Linked DNA regions of Homo sapiens: regions 2 and 3 are each linked to region 1. Evidence: read pairs that join two places in POLR2A ChIA-PET (ENCODE). Cell type or tissue: HepG2. All regions are shown on one strand.

Region 1 (5,000 bases):
AACAAAAATATATATTATATAACTACATATATAACTAAAATATATATTATAACTAAAATATATAACATATTATAACTAAAATATATATTATATATTATAACTAAAATATATATCATATAACTAAAATATATATTATATATTACAACTAAAATATATTATATATTAAAACTAAAGTATATATTACATAATATATTATAACTAAAATACATATTATATACTATAACTAAAATATATATTATATAATACATTATAACTAAAATATATATTATATAATATATTATAAAATGTGTGTATATATATATATATATATATAACTGTTTCCATTACACAAGAGGGGACTCTAAAGCTCAGAGAAGTTAAGAAATGTGCCAAGATCTCCCGTGACACACACACACACACACACACACACACACACACAGAGACACACATGCAGATAGCTTGTCGAACTATACAAAGCTATGAGATTTTGAAACATATTTAAAATCACTCTTAATTTTCCATAATTGCTTTGGTTATCAAAGAAGGTTTCTGAATTAATTATGTAACATCATGCTGTCTTTTGAACATAAAGTACCGTTAAAATACAGCACTATACTTATATAAGGATGAAGAAAAACAGCTTTTATTTTCTTCTCTTTGATCTGAAAAAGGGAATTCCTAAAAGTATTCCATTAGAAGAGAGCTAAAGGTCCTAGAACATATCGATGACTTTTTTTTTTTTTTTTTTTTAAAGAAATGAGGTCTCGCTATGTTGCCCAGCCTGGCGTTGAACTCCTGGGCTCAAGTGATCCTCCTGCCTCAGCCTCCCACGTAGCTAGGACTACAGGCACACAACACTGCGCCCGGCTACTTTTTTTTTTTTTTTTTTTTTGAGACAGGGTCTCACTCTGTCGCCCAAGCCGGAATGCAGTGGTGCGATCTCAGCTCATTGCAACCTCTGCATCCCGGTTTCAAGCAATCCTCTCACCTTAGCCCCCTGAGTAGCTGGGATCACAGGCATGCGTCACCATGCCCGGCTAATTTTTTGCATTTTTGGCAGAGAAGGGGTTTTGCCATGTTTCCCAGGATGGTCTGGAACTCCTGAGCTCAGGCAATCCACCCGCCTTGGCCCCCCAAAGTGCTGGGATTACAGGCATAAGCCACCGTACCCGGCCCTAGTTTTTTACACTAAACTATTTATCTTTTCCTTTGCCAGAACTCAGGATAACTGGACAGCATTGATTCCAACTAGATCTTCAGGGACGCATATTTTGATAAAAATAGCTCTTCACCAGTGCAGATCTTGCTTTGTTTCCAGCAAAGGGGGAAAATGAAAAATCAGAAATTAGCAAGCTGTTCTTAAATGAGGACACACGCGTCCTCCTTTCTTTTCTCCAGAAAGTGTCTTGACATTGCATTGTAGCAATCAGATTTCTTGGGAACCGGAGTGTGGAAATACTGGGAATGGGAGCAGTACACAGGGGGAGCTGCGGCTGAATGGATCCAGAGAGAAATGACTGGAGAGCGTGGGATCAAGTGGAACTGCGATAATGAGCATGTCAAGGCCATGGGGAAACAGGAGCTGGGAGAGGTGGTGAAGAAAGGGTGAGAACTGGCTAACTGGGCGCTATGGGGCACAAGCCAGGAATGCTGAGGACAGGTCCAAGGCAGATGGGTCTGTTCCGAGAACTGTATCAGCTCCTATCATGTTTTCCATAAGTTTGTTTGCAACTGCGCTATCAGAAAGGGGGGGAATGGGGAAATTAACACATATTCAGTCTTTACTAAAATGCTAGGCTGGCCCTATTTAGGCAAACTTCCATCTATTTTAAGTAATCCACAATTAAATACAACCATATAGATAGTATTGTTGTTCACAGTTTACAGTTGAGGATCAGAGATGTTAAGTGACTTTCCCGATGTCACACAGCTAGTGAGTTGAAGAGTCAGCATTGGAACCCAGGTTCTTGCAATCCCAATACTTCTGCTTTTCCTTCTATATCTCAATGTTGGCATTTTTAAAAAAGGAAAATAACCAAATACTATTACAATGAATATTCTCTTAATGATGACATATAACAATACACCACAAGAGAACAGAACAAAAATTGAAGGGACAAGTAAACCTTCTCTTGGATCTCATCTATGAAGACACAGAAGCAGATTCAAGTGTGTACTGAGCACTTAGGGTAACAACCAGGAATCATCTGGAGCAATTTACATGGCTTATCTCATTTAATTCTCACAAACTCCTATGAGGTAAATGTTATTATTCTTACATTACAGAAGAAGACGCTGAGGCTCAGAGAGGTTAATTAATTTGCCCAAGATCACACAGCTAGCAAGTGGTTAGCAGGAAATTTGCCCATCTGACCTGTTTCCTAGAAGCTATGAATGGAACTGAGGCTATCTTTGATTTCATCGAGTGCTAGCCTTTGAATGAAACATTTGCAGCAAAACAACACACTTCTCCTAAAGGCAAATTTTGATCATGATCACAAAGATGCAAAAAACCGGTTTGAATTAATACTGAATGATCAAGCATTTTCATTCTTGAATAAAATAACACATCCAGAAGGCAAGAGTATGTTATTGACACACAAGACCAGACACAATATGTGAATGGTCCATCCAGCCTGGCCCTCTGGGGCTCACAGCCCTCAATGGCCATGCCAAGCCAGAGTCTATTTTTAGCTCCAAACTACACAGTAGCTAGCAAACATTGTTAATGTTCTCTTGATCTTTAGACCGAGAGTGATAAACGAATGTCGTGTTCCCAAACAGCCAAAGCTCTGTACATGAGCCTGGCCAGAACGAAGGTCAAGTCCAACTGGAGTTGTTTGCTCTGCTTTTCTGTTAAAAAATTTTTTTTATCTGCTCCTGCAACTGTCCACCCCACTTATTTTGTGATAAAATGTTTATTGAGGAAGATACCAATAAGCAACATGGAAAAAAGAAAACACATTTAATTTTCTACCCAGCAATAACAATTTTGATGTGGTCTCCCACTCTCTGTATTCTATTTACCAACATAAGATTATTAATTTTGGGGAGGCATAAAATGATGCCATTGGGAACACCATGTCAGATCGTTAACTATCGTCACTTTAATGGCCTCACAGGGACCTGGTGGAGACACCATGGAGAAGCAGGAAAATGCTGTGGGTATGGCTGCAGGCTGAGGCTTCCATTTTTGGCACCCTCTCTTGCTTTGAGGGAGCAGTTGCCACATTGTAAGCGGCTCTGTGAAGAGGTCCACGTATCAAGGAACTGAGAGTGGCTTCTGGCTGACAGCATCCAAGGAACTGAATCCAGCCACAACCCCGTAAGTGGGACTGCCAGTAGATCGTCCAACCGCCAAGTTGAGCCATCATATGAGACCACAGCCCCAGCTGACAGCTCCATTACACCCTCATGACAGACCTTGAGCCAGAGGATCTGGCTAAGTCACCCCTGGAGTCCCAACCCGCAGAAACTGTGAGATAATAAACATAGGATCCCAATCTGCTAAATCTGGAGGTATGTGTTACGTGGCGGCAGATAATCAATACAGTGGCTCGGGTCCTGGAGCCAACTGGGCTTAGCTCAAAAGCCTGGCTCAGCCGCTCATCAGCTCTGTGGCTCTGGCAACTTAATTTCCCTGACTTGAAGTTTCCTTTACCTTAAGGAGTGGAGGTGAGGGCTAAATGGGTTAAAAGTAAGCTGTAATTCCTATCATTTTTTAATCCTTCCCCTGGTTGCTACTTGCCTAATAGCAGTGTACGAGAGTACACGTATTCCTGTATCTTTGCCAACACTGTGTTTTAGTATTCTTAAAAAACCATATTCTGGCTTACTAGATATCCCAAATCAATAAGTCAAAAGAGAAGACAAAATCTCACCATATGGTTTTCTAAATCATAAATGTGCCAAAAAAGATTCAGCTCCAGCCAAGAAAATGCAGAAGAGGTAAAGGTAAGAAACTCTGTGATTTAGCCATTTCTATTTTTTCTGTTTTTTTGTTTTTTGCATTGTGCCTGTATTTCCATGCTTGTAAAATGGGAGTTAGGACACTTCCCACCTTACTGTAAATACAAATAAAGTGCTTTCACATGAACCATAACCTCCGCCTCCTGGGTTCTAACCCATTCTCCTGCCTCAGCCTCCCAAGTAGCTGGGATTACAGGTGCACACCACCATGCGCAGCTAATTTTTGTATTTTTAGTAGAGACGGGGTTTCATCATGTTGGCCAGGCTGGTCCTGAACTCCTGACCTCAGGTGATCCACCCGCCTCAGCCTCCCAAAGTGTTGGTATTACAGGTGTGGGCCACTGTGCCTGGCCCATATGAACCATTTCTTCTAATGCAAGAAATTTGTGAAATAGGAAGGATATGATTATTAGACCCGTTTTCCTGATGAGAAAACCGAGGCTTGGATAAGGTATATCGGTTAGGCTCACTTGGTTAATGTGTGGTGAAGGTAGCAATCCAATCACATGAATCTTGACCTAGTGCTCTTCCCATGGTGTCTCCTTAGGAAAGCTCAGATGTCCTGGAGAATGACCTTTAAAGATGGTGCCACATGCGCCACCAGGCTAGAGCTCCACAAGAGCCACATGTCTTTCTTCACTGCCACATCCTTAATACCCAGCACAGCACTTGGCATGCAGTAGGTGCCCAACAGCCTTAGTTATGGAATGAATGGATCATCTGTGCCAGACTCTCTTTCTGACTTGGAACCCTCCATACCTACATCTTTCTGATTTAGTTTAGCATAATTATGGGTAAACATTAATATGCTTCTCTTATAAATAAATAAATAAAGCAAAACCTTGGCCAGGTGCAGTGGCTCATGCCAGTAATCCTAACACTTTGGGAGGCCAAGATGGGTGGATCACTTGAGGTCAGGAGTTGGAGACTAGCCTGGCCAACATGGTAAAACCCTGTCTCTACAAAAAATATAAAAATTAGCCGGGCATGGTGGCAGGTGCCTGTAATCCCAGCTACTTGGGAGGCTGAGGCAGGAGGATCACTTGAATCCG
Region 2 (5,000 bases), 1.9 Mb before region 1:
CTCATTTGGGATTAGGTTCAGCCACATGTAATAGAAGACCCCAAATAACACCAGTTTAAGTAAGTTAGAAGTCTACTTTCCTCTCACATAAAATAAATCTTGGGTTGCAAGATGGCTTCATGGTATCATCAGATGCCCAGGCTGCTATTTTTCTGCTTCACCATCCAAGCATTTATTTTTCACACTTAGACCTCATGGTCCAAGGAGGCTGCTGGAGCTCCACCATCACATCTTAAGTTTGAGCTAGCAGGAAGATACCTGAGAAAGAGAAGGGTACAACCACCCCCTTTTAAAAGAGACTTCCCAAGAGTCCCAAACAACATTTTGATTCCTTTCCACTGGCTAGAATTAGTCACATGGCCTGGAGCTACAAGGGAGCCTGGAAAATGTAGTCTTTTATAGTGTTCCACAGGTTAAGAGGAAGTGGGTATTAATATTGCCCTTTCTATGTGTCAACTAGCCACAATGCCACAAACATATAAACATACATAATCTTACATAACCCTCACAATAATCCTATATGGCAGGCCTTAAAAATATTATTTCATAATTTTAAAAAAATACTGAGGTTTAGACAGATCAGGTAATTTTTACAAGGTTGAATAGGGGGTAAGTAGTGGAACTGGGATTGGAACCAGGAGTTCCGGTGGGTTCTGAAGTCCTACTTTTCCTAATGGACTACACTCCCTCCGTTTAGACTGGGAGCGATAAGAACGTGTAAATATGGTTGGAGGCTGTTTGTAAAGGCAACATTGTTTATGTAATTGGGCTTTTGAGTTACCCGTTCAGCATGTGTGTGTATGTAAAAGAGACAACAGTTCTTGAAGGATAAATGTAGTCCTCAATTGTTTTTTTAGGAAAGGCAGTTTTTTCTCCAGCAATAAGTCTCTCTTCCTGCCTTACAGAATTTAAGTTGCCTGCAAAGACAAATTCTTTCAAGCAAATCTGAATTTCCTATTGTCTTACATTAAAAAACAAAAAAATCAATGATCCCAAGTGAAAAATCTCGTCACAGACTGGGGGGGGGGGGTGGGGGAGGGGAGGGGGGGGAGACAGGACAGTCCATGGCATGGTGGCAGACACTGGAATAAGCAATTTACACACTGTTTTAAGGGTCTCCAGAGAAACAGAAGCAATACGATATATAGAAATGTATCTGAGAGGAGATTTGTTGTAGGAATTGGCTTGTGAGGTTATGGAGGCTGAGAAGTCCCACAACCTGTGGTCTGCATGCTGGAGACCCAGGAAACCTGGTGGTGTAATTGAGTTCCAGTCCTAAGGTCTAAGAGTCAGGGGCTGAGGCTGTAAGCTTCCGTCTGAGTCTGAACCAGCAACTCTGATGTCCAAGGGTAGGAGAAGATGGATGTCCCAGCTAAAGCAGAGAGAGCGAATTCACCCTTCCTCTGCCTTTTTGTTCTGTTCGGACCCTCAGTGGGTTGGGTGATGCCTGCCTACGTTGGACATGACCGCAGAGTTCATCAATTCAAACGTTAGTTTCTTCCAGAAACACCTTCACAGACACACCTCAAAATAATGGTTTACCAGCTATCTGGCTGTCCCTTTAAGTTAACATATACAATTAACCCAGTCAAGCCAGTCAAATTGACATATAAAATTAACCACTGGCTGGGTGCAGTGGCTCACATCTGTAATCCCAGCACTTTGGGAGGCTGAGGTGGATGGATTGCTTGAGCCCAGGAGTTTGAGATCAGCCTGGCCAACGCGGGAAAACCTCATCTCTGTGAAAAACACAAAAATTAGCTGGATGTGGTAGCATGTGCCTGTAGTTCCAGCAACTCGGGAGTCTGAAGTGGGAGGATCCCTTGAGCCTGGGATGTTGAGGCTGCAGTGAGCCATAATAGTGCCGCTGCAGTTCATCCTGGACAACAGTGTGAGAACCTCTCTCAAAAAAATGATAGAACAGCCACCACACACACACATGTGCACACACACACACATGCACACACACACACACGTTCACACACACACAATTTTACTTAGTTCCCCCAGTAACCTTGTGGGCAAGTGTTTTTCTTTTGTTTTTGTTTTTGTTTTTGTTTTGAGACAGAGTTTCACTCTTATTGCCCAGGCTGGAGTGCAATGGCTCGGTCTCGGCTCACTGCAAATTTTGCCTCCCAGGTTCAAGTGACTCTCCTGCCTCAGCCTCCCAAATAGCTGAGATTACAGGCTCCTGCCACCATACCTGGCTAATTTTTGTGTTTTTAGTAGAGACGGGGTTTCACCATGTTGGCCAGGCTGGTCTCGAACTCCTAACCTCAGGTGATCTCCCCACCTTGGCCTCCCAAAGTGTTTGGATTACAAGCGTAGGCCACCACACCTGGCCGGGCAAGTTATTATTAAGCCTGTTTTTACAGACAAAAGAACAAGTGTCCTACACAGTGTCTGGCAGCTAGAAAGGGCTCAATCGATGTTGAATGCATATTGCATGAGGCACAGAGAGGTTGTGATCCATGCAAGGTCACACAGCAGGAAGTGGAATTGAACCTACATCTGTGCAACTGTAGAGAGGCTCAGGAAGGTGAAGTAACCTGTCCCCAGGTGTACAGCACATGGGAGGCTTAGGACTCCTGCTCCCCAGTCTTGCCTCATCTCCACTGGCAGGCAGCCTACTGTATGCAAAGCACAGAGTTTGGGCGGGAAAGGGAGTGAGGTGAGCCGTCTACGCCACCACCCTCTTCCCACCAGAGTTCCAGCTCCCAGGCAGGGCTGGGCGGGGAAGGCAGGGCTGGCTGCCAGACCCAGGATGCCAGGACTCCTCCCATGGGGTGACCCCCTGAGCCAATCCCCAGCAGCCTTGCCCAGCCACTAGGATATGCCAGGCTGTGCCCCAGAAGCCTCTTTTCCCCAGATTCCTCCAACTTCATGGGAACAGGAAGGTTAACATCCCTGGGGAGGGGACCTGCAGTGGGGACTCTGGGGAAGCCCCTCAGAGCTTGGGGGATGGGCAGAGAGATGCCAGCTCTGTGCATGTGTGCGTCTCTGCCTGTGTATATAAGAGATTGTTCTACCTGACCTGGAGAGGGAGGGTGTGTGTGTGTGTCTCTGCCTGTGTATATAAGGGATCGCTCTACCTGACCTGGAGGGTGTGTGTGTGTGTGTGTGTGTGTGTGTGTGTGTCTGCCTGTGTATATAAGGGATCGTTCTACCTGGCCTGGAGGGTGTGTGTGTGTGTGTGTGTGTGTGTGTGTTTGCCTGTGTATATAAGGGATCACTCTACCTGGCCTGGAGGGTGTGTGTGTGTGTGTGTGTGTGTGTGTGTGTGTGTGTGTGTCTGCCTGTGTATATAAGGGATCGCTCTACTTGGCCTGGAGGGTGTGTGTGTGTGTGTGTGTGTGTGTGTGTGTGTGTGTCTGCCTGTGTATATAAGGGATCATTCTACCTGGCCTGGAGGGGGTGTGTGTGTGTGTGTGTGTATGTCTGCCTGTGTATATAAGGGATCGCTCTACCTGGCCTGGAGGGTGTGTGTGTGTGTGTGTGTGTGTGTGTGTGTGTGTGTGTGTGTTTGCCTGTGTATATAAGGGATTGCTGTACCTGGCCTGGAGGGTGTGTGTGTGTGTTTTTGCCTGAGTATATAAGGGATAGTTCTACCTGGCCTGGAGAGAGTGGGAGGGCAGGACTTTCCTTTGGCATTTTTCAGAGTGTGTGGGAGAAAAGCATGAACTGTGGGAAGAGCTGGGCATGCCACCTTTGCTCTGTGACCAGAAGGGTGTCTGCGTCTGCCAGCTCTGTGTGCCGAGGCAGTGAAGGGGTTCCATACTTGCTAAGGTTTTCGAGAGTTCTGTCTCCCAGACCCTGTGCTAATCGCATTGCTGGATTGTCTCACTAAACCTCACCTCCAGCCCATGGACTAGGAATGATTATGATCCCTGCTGTAGTGGAACGGCTCAGAGAGGATAGGACATTGGCCCAAGGCCCCCCAGCTTGGATGTGCTCGAGCTGGGATTTAGATAGTCTGGTGCCAATGCTTATCCTCTTGTCTTTTTTATTTTTTTGAGATGGAGTCTTGCTCTGTTGCCCAGGCTGGAGTGCAGTAGTGCCATCTTGGCTCACTGCAACCTCTGCCTCCCGGGTTCAAGTGATTCTTCTGCCTCAGCCTCTCAAGTAGCTTGGATTACAGGCACCTGCCACCACACCTGGCTAATTTTTTTGTATTTTTAGTAGAGACGGGGTTTCGCCATGTTTGTCAGGCTGGTCTCGAACCCCTGATCTCAGGTGATCCTCCCACCTCGGCCTCCCAAAGTGCTGGGATTACAGGTGAGAGCCACCACACCCGGCTGTGTACCCTTGTCTTTAACGCACACTCCATGGTGTATATTTATCCATCCAGGGAGCCAGTGTTTGCTGAGCACCCACTAATTGACTAATATATGCAAAGCCCTTGGAAAAGTGCCTGGCACACAATAGCAGTATGCTAAGTGTTACATATTATTATTATCATCATCATTATTATTTACTATGCTCCAGACATTGATCCTGTGTAGGCACTGGGAATTCAGAAGGGAGCAAAACAGACCAAAACCCCTCCCAAAGGAAAAGCTTGCTTTTGAGTTAGGGGAATTAACAACAAAATTAATGAGTAAAACATACAGTATGCCAGGGATAAGGGCTAGAGAGAAAATGAAGCAGAGAAGCAGGCGATTGGGGGTGCTGGCTGGTTAGGGCTGCAGTTTAAACTGGGATGGTCAGGGAAGGCCTTCTTGGCTTTTTAGCCCTAGCCTGAAGGAGGTGAGAGAATGAGGCATGTGGATACCTGGGGAGGTGCATCCCAGGTGAATCGGCAGCTCCCTGATTTGATCTTGTTGCATTGGGTTGCCCTGCAGAAAGACCATGTCACTAAACTGTCCCTCCTGCTCAGGATGACGGTCCCCTGGGCTTCCTCCTCAGCATGAAGCTTCAGGCTGCTCTGTCTCCAGCCCCTGCCCCTGGCCAGCCCATGCAGCCGTCTGCCTCTCTGGCATTGGGAGTCCCATTCCTCAAAC
Region 3 (5,000 bases), 370 kb before region 1:
AGTTAATTCATCCAAGGTCAACAGGTAGTAAACAAGAGCTGGCACTCCCACCCAAGTGTAATCTATATTCCTATTCAGTTATTCTGATCCTCTTCCAAGCCTAGAGTATTTTAGCAAAAAGGTGGCTTCAGGTTGGTCCTAGGGCCAGCCTGCCTCTTAGGCCTCATCTCTTTGAACAGTTTCTCTCTCTTCCCTTCCTGCTCTCTTCACTTCACCCTTAGACCGTATCCCGACTACCAACATCATGCAATTTGCAGCTCTCTGAAATAGTGAGGCCTGCAACTATCTGTCTCTTCCAACATTTGCAAATGTCTGTCTCTCCCAACATTCACTCCCTGAGTGAGCCCACCTGTTCCCCAGCACCTCCCTTATGAGGCTCCTTCCCTGGTTCTCCTACCTCTCCATTTTAGTTTCCTGCTGGCTCCTCTTTCCCCCTCCTTGAAATTGAAACTCTCCGCTCACTCCTCAGTCGCCTTGGTGGGGTTCCCTTCTGCCCCTGAAAGGCTGGTGTCACCCTGGGTGATATCCTCAACCCCTACCTTACCCACACACGTTTCCCAAAACTAGACTAATGAGCTCAACGGCCCTCCCAGATTTCTAACTGCCTACTGGACATCTCAAACTCAACACCATCAAAAAGGAACTTCACTTCCTCTTCCCCAACCGGCACAAGCTTACTTTTAAAAAACAAAATAAACCAAAAAAAAATCTTGAGCTATCTTTCTACAGCATGGTACAATCAACCGTCTCTTCCTATAGAAAATATCTTTTCATCTCCATCTAATGACCTAAGCACAGTGCCTGGCACTTACGAATTCTGAAAAAGAATAATACTTCAAAGTCCTACCCCCTCATGTTGAAATCCACTGAAATCAAAGGTTCAACTGTTGATGTTTATTCACCTCTCCAACACCAGAAAATAAACCCAGGTGTTCTCTTCACTTAAATCATTGCCATCAAGTTTAAAACTCAATTATCCCCATTGTTGGCTTTTTTTTAAAGTTCTACCGCAAGACTAAACTTGAGGGGAGAGATGTGCCTTCTTTCATCCTAGTGTCTCAGCCTGTAACATATTACAAGGTGCCCATGTTCTTCAAAGATAACCTTTCGTACTTGTTTCATAATCCAAAAGGTAATTATTATGGCAAAATATGGGCACGTTCAGCAATAAACTGGGCTACTTCAATAATTAAAATCAAGATCCCCTTTATCATTTCAAATTATAAAAAGAATTCAACAAACCCCACCCTAATGCCCTTGTTAACATAGGAGTCTCATGGCAGCACGTTTAATACCTAACAACAAATATGGAAGGCTCAAAACACTGTATCAGAAGTGGACTAGGGATTTCAAGCAAATGTTCCTTATTGTTTCAGCTGCCATTCTCCATGAAAAAGAAGATGTGTTAAACATCAATTTGGTCAATCTGAAAATTCTAACAGCTTCTGGGAAATCATCTTTTTCTACTGGGTGTATGACCTGGGTGTTTATCTTGATAACTTTAATGTGCAATATGATCTATGACTGACTCTCATAGCAGTGAAAATATTTTCAAAGTCTGCCTACCTAATCTTCCCCAAAAAGACTTTTCACAAGGGTCAAAAATAATTAAGATTAACAACCAAAAAATGTGCATTTTGACAGCCCAAATTTTATTTTACAAACCAATGACAGCTACTAGAAGATGCTTTAGGAAACCTTAGCTAAGCCACATAAACAATCAGACCTATACAAGTACAGAAAAATCTAAACATGCTTCAGAACTAAAAAAAAAACAAAAAAAAACAAAAAAAACAAAAAAAAAAAACCAAGTTGTACGTCCTGAGGGCATACAACTTAATTTCTACAAAAACATACTTTTTCAAAAGGGCTATGAGAGTATCAATTGACAAAAGCAGAACAAGTAGCATGATTAGACAGAGAAGTCTTAATTGCTTAACACAAGATAAACTCAGCAGTTTTAAAGTGTCTGTATCCATTTTAAATGATTAGTCCAGGGGTAGAAAAGATGAGGATGGTTTCATCATACTTTGAAAAGGAAACTCCCACTGGAGCTAAAACAAACTTACAGTCCAGGTTATAAGAATCCAAGTTACATAGTAAATTATTAACTATTATTTTCATACCAAGTTCATGCTTAGGCAATAAGAAAATCCTGTTTGCAGCATTAATTACATGTAATTCAGTTTCCAGGCACATAGTTAGAGGTCACACACAGGCAGAGAAAGAACAAATGCCAGCCCAGTCATCTCACTGCCTCAGTCCAGCAGCCAGTGGCCCAGGACTTCATCTACACTGTCTATCTGCTTCCCAGCCACTTAAGCCCCACGAGGGAAGGCAAGGCAGCTAGCCCTGGAGGTGAGAAGACACCGTTGATCCACCAGCGCAGGTGCAGGGCCCTCTGCAGATTTGTTCCACCAGTGTATCTCCCATAGAAAATGGGATTTGAAATCACAACTTAAACCAAGTGGGTAATATCCTGACCGGGGGCCCTAAGAAACTGGCATTCTTGCATTGGAAATGAATTGCACTATTCAGATGCACAGCACTCCTTTTGCACAAAGTTGTGTTCTGAGGTGCCAGGACATCCAAGCACTTGCAGTGTCAATGTCGTGTTTAAGATGTACCAGGGGAGTTCAAACATTTAAAAAGGAATTCTACTAGGAAGATTTCAGTAATTTGAAGTAGATACCACTCCCCACCCCAATCTGTAAATTATAATACTGAATTTTTATTGAAATAAAGCACACTAAATCAAACCAATTACAAAGATACATGTGTCACACCAAGAAAACATTTTCAGTTATGCTGACAGCCCCAAATGTTTTCCATTTTTCAAAGACAGTTTGTAATGTCATGGGAAAATTGCTCACGACGTTAAAATGAAAAAAGCAAGATACAGTAATCATATATGCAGTATGATCTCAACTATGAAATAACTTTAATATTTATACATTGAAAAAAAGACTAGAAGAAAATGCACCAAACATTGAACTGAAGTTAATCTCTATATACTGGGATAACAAGATATTAATTTTTTACTTCTTGAAAACTTTCAAATTTTCCAAGAAATTAATCATAAAATCAGTGAGAAAATTGAACTTGAATGAATATCAAAACTGCTTAAACAAGGACTAGGCTGAGTAACCTGGCTTTGAGGCATGCTACATGGCCCTTTTCACTGCAATGAAAAAAAAGTCCAACAAAATTTTATCGCAGGTTCAAGACAATTTTGCATTACTGATGTTGGAAGCTTTATGTCCGACCTCCACAAACTTCAGCAGCTAACATCTAATCTTAATACACAGAAAATGCCAACTTCATTGAAAACTTTAATGCTATCTTAATTGCCTTAATTGTTCTTTTCAGGGGCTGGTTTGAACAAAGGGACATAATTTACAAATTCCAGACTTCACAGAAAATTCAATTAAAGATTCTTTGAAATAATTCATTTTAAGTAATTAAGAGACTGCTTTGGTGCATTAATCTCTTACATCTTAATTTCCAAAAGGTCTTTAGACACATTTTACTTTTAAACAGCTACCAACAGTTCTGTTACTTCAAGAAGATGCAGACTGCAACATTCAACAAGCATTCCTTAAGAATCTACTGTGTTCCCACACACTGCTGAGAGTGTGGGTTTCCACAGAGAAGAAAGGATTCTGAAAGGTGAATGTGTATAATCCAACAGGTTGGTTCTAATTAATTCTCTGCAACAGAAAACTGCAAGACGTTTCTTTCGTACTATACCAACAGGTTTTTGTTTTGTTTTTTGAGACTGAGTTTTGCTCTTGTTGCCCAGGCTGGAGTGCAATGGCACGATCTCAGCTCACTGCAACCTCTGCCTCCCGGGTTCAGGCAATTCTCCTGCCTCAGCCTCCTGAGTAGACAGGATTACAGGCATGCGCCACCACCCCTGACTAATTTTTGTATTTTTAGTAGAGACGGGGTTTCTCCAAGTTGGTCAGGCCGGTCTCAAACTCCTGACCTCAGGTGATTCACCCGCCTTGGCCTCCCAAAGTGCTGGGATTACAGGCGTGAGCCATGCTGCCCCAGCCATACCATCCATCAGTTTTAAGATACTTAACCAAAACATTTGTGCTAGGTGTCAAGATATACTTCTAAATATTTAGCTATAGTGATGGAAGAGGTAGAAGAGTGACACCAAAGGGGCGAGACACAGAGCTAAATACAATTAAATTTCTTCTTAAAATGATTATCAATTGTCTAAGAAATTTTATCAGGAGTGATTTGTTCTCAAAAAAATGTGGTAACTTCCTTTCTATATCACTCTGGCATGCATAGGGCCAAAGAATGTTTTGACAAACGAAAGGTACAAAAATCTGCACTTGGAGGAGGAAGAAAATCTTACTGGTTTAGGCTGCCTAAAATGAGCTTCCCTTTTCTAGGGAAAAAGTAGCAGTTTTATACTTTGGATGTGACAAATTAGTTATCTGCCTTACATTCTTCTTTCTAAAACATTCCTATCCAACCTTATACCCCTAAATCTGATTTCGAATGATTTTTTCATACGGCCCTACATCCAGTTTCTCCAAATCCAAGAATATTGTCAAGTAACTTAATGATTTAAGAGAATAAGAAGTTCCATGTAAGTCCACAGAAAGACTCAGTTGGGCAAAAAAAAAAAAAAAAAGGAGAACCCAGAAATGCAGCCTATTAATTCTCAAGGCGATGGACATGGTGCCTCAATCTGATTCCCTGGGTTTAGATACTTCACTGTCTACTATAATTCTATTAGGCCAGAAATTGCTTGAGGAGATTATTAGCTTTTTTGTTTTTTTAATCACCTGCCCCTACTCCTAACCTCTAATAAACAGTGCTTGGTATTCACTGTGTTCAGTAAATAAAGGACAATAGTAAAGGCTGCAGAATAACAATAAGAACTCCTAACACCAAATTCACAAAGGAAGCAGAGTTTTCAAACCAAAAAGGCCTCGGCAATCAACACTAAGGAGCTGCTGCTGTCTTGTAACTCACAA

The links. ChIA-PET counts read pairs that join two places held together with the same protein. Peaks named below come from ENCODE experiments on the same cell type or tissue, not always from the same donor. Only the 100,000 strongest peaks of a DNase experiment are listed, where the experiment ranks them.
Region 2: POLR2A ChIA-PET joins it to region 1 with 5 read pairs; 1 of 35 experiments calls an interaction of 5 or more read pairs at or near these places.
Region 3: POLR2A ChIA-PET joins it to region 1 with 5 read pairs; 2 of 35 experiments call an interaction of 5 or more read pairs at or near these places.

The regions. Positions count from the first base shown.
Region 1 is chr16:8,738,737-8,743,736 of GRCh38, reverse strand. The region is part of intron 2 of ABAT (4-aminobutyrate aminotransferase); the gene reads right to left. LOC107984840 (a long non-coding RNA gene) reads left to right here and starts at 1,607. Exons shown (of 4, transcript XR_007064977.1): 1 at 1,607-3,498; 2 at 3,819-3,933. In HepG2, no CTCF peak of the experiment used is centred here; a DNase peak (open chromatin) is centred at 2,726.
Region 2 is chr16:10,650,975-10,655,974 of GRCh38, reverse strand. The region is part of intron 5 of TEKT5 (tektin 5); the gene reads left to right. Among named protein-coding and RNA genes, the nearest start is that of TEKT5, 41 kb to the left of the region's middle. In HepG2, no CTCF peak of the experiment used is centred here; DNase peaks (open chromatin) are centred at 2,750 and 3,054.
Region 3 is chr16:9,109,813-9,114,812 of GRCh38, reverse strand. The region is part of intron 3 of HAPSTR1 (HUWE1 associated protein modifying stress responses); the gene reads right to left. Among named protein-coding and RNA genes, the nearest start is that of HAPSTR1, 21 kb to the right of the region's middle. In HepG2, no CTCF peak of the experiment used is centred here; a DNase peak (open chromatin) is centred at 2,152; H3K4me3 peaks cover 485 bases.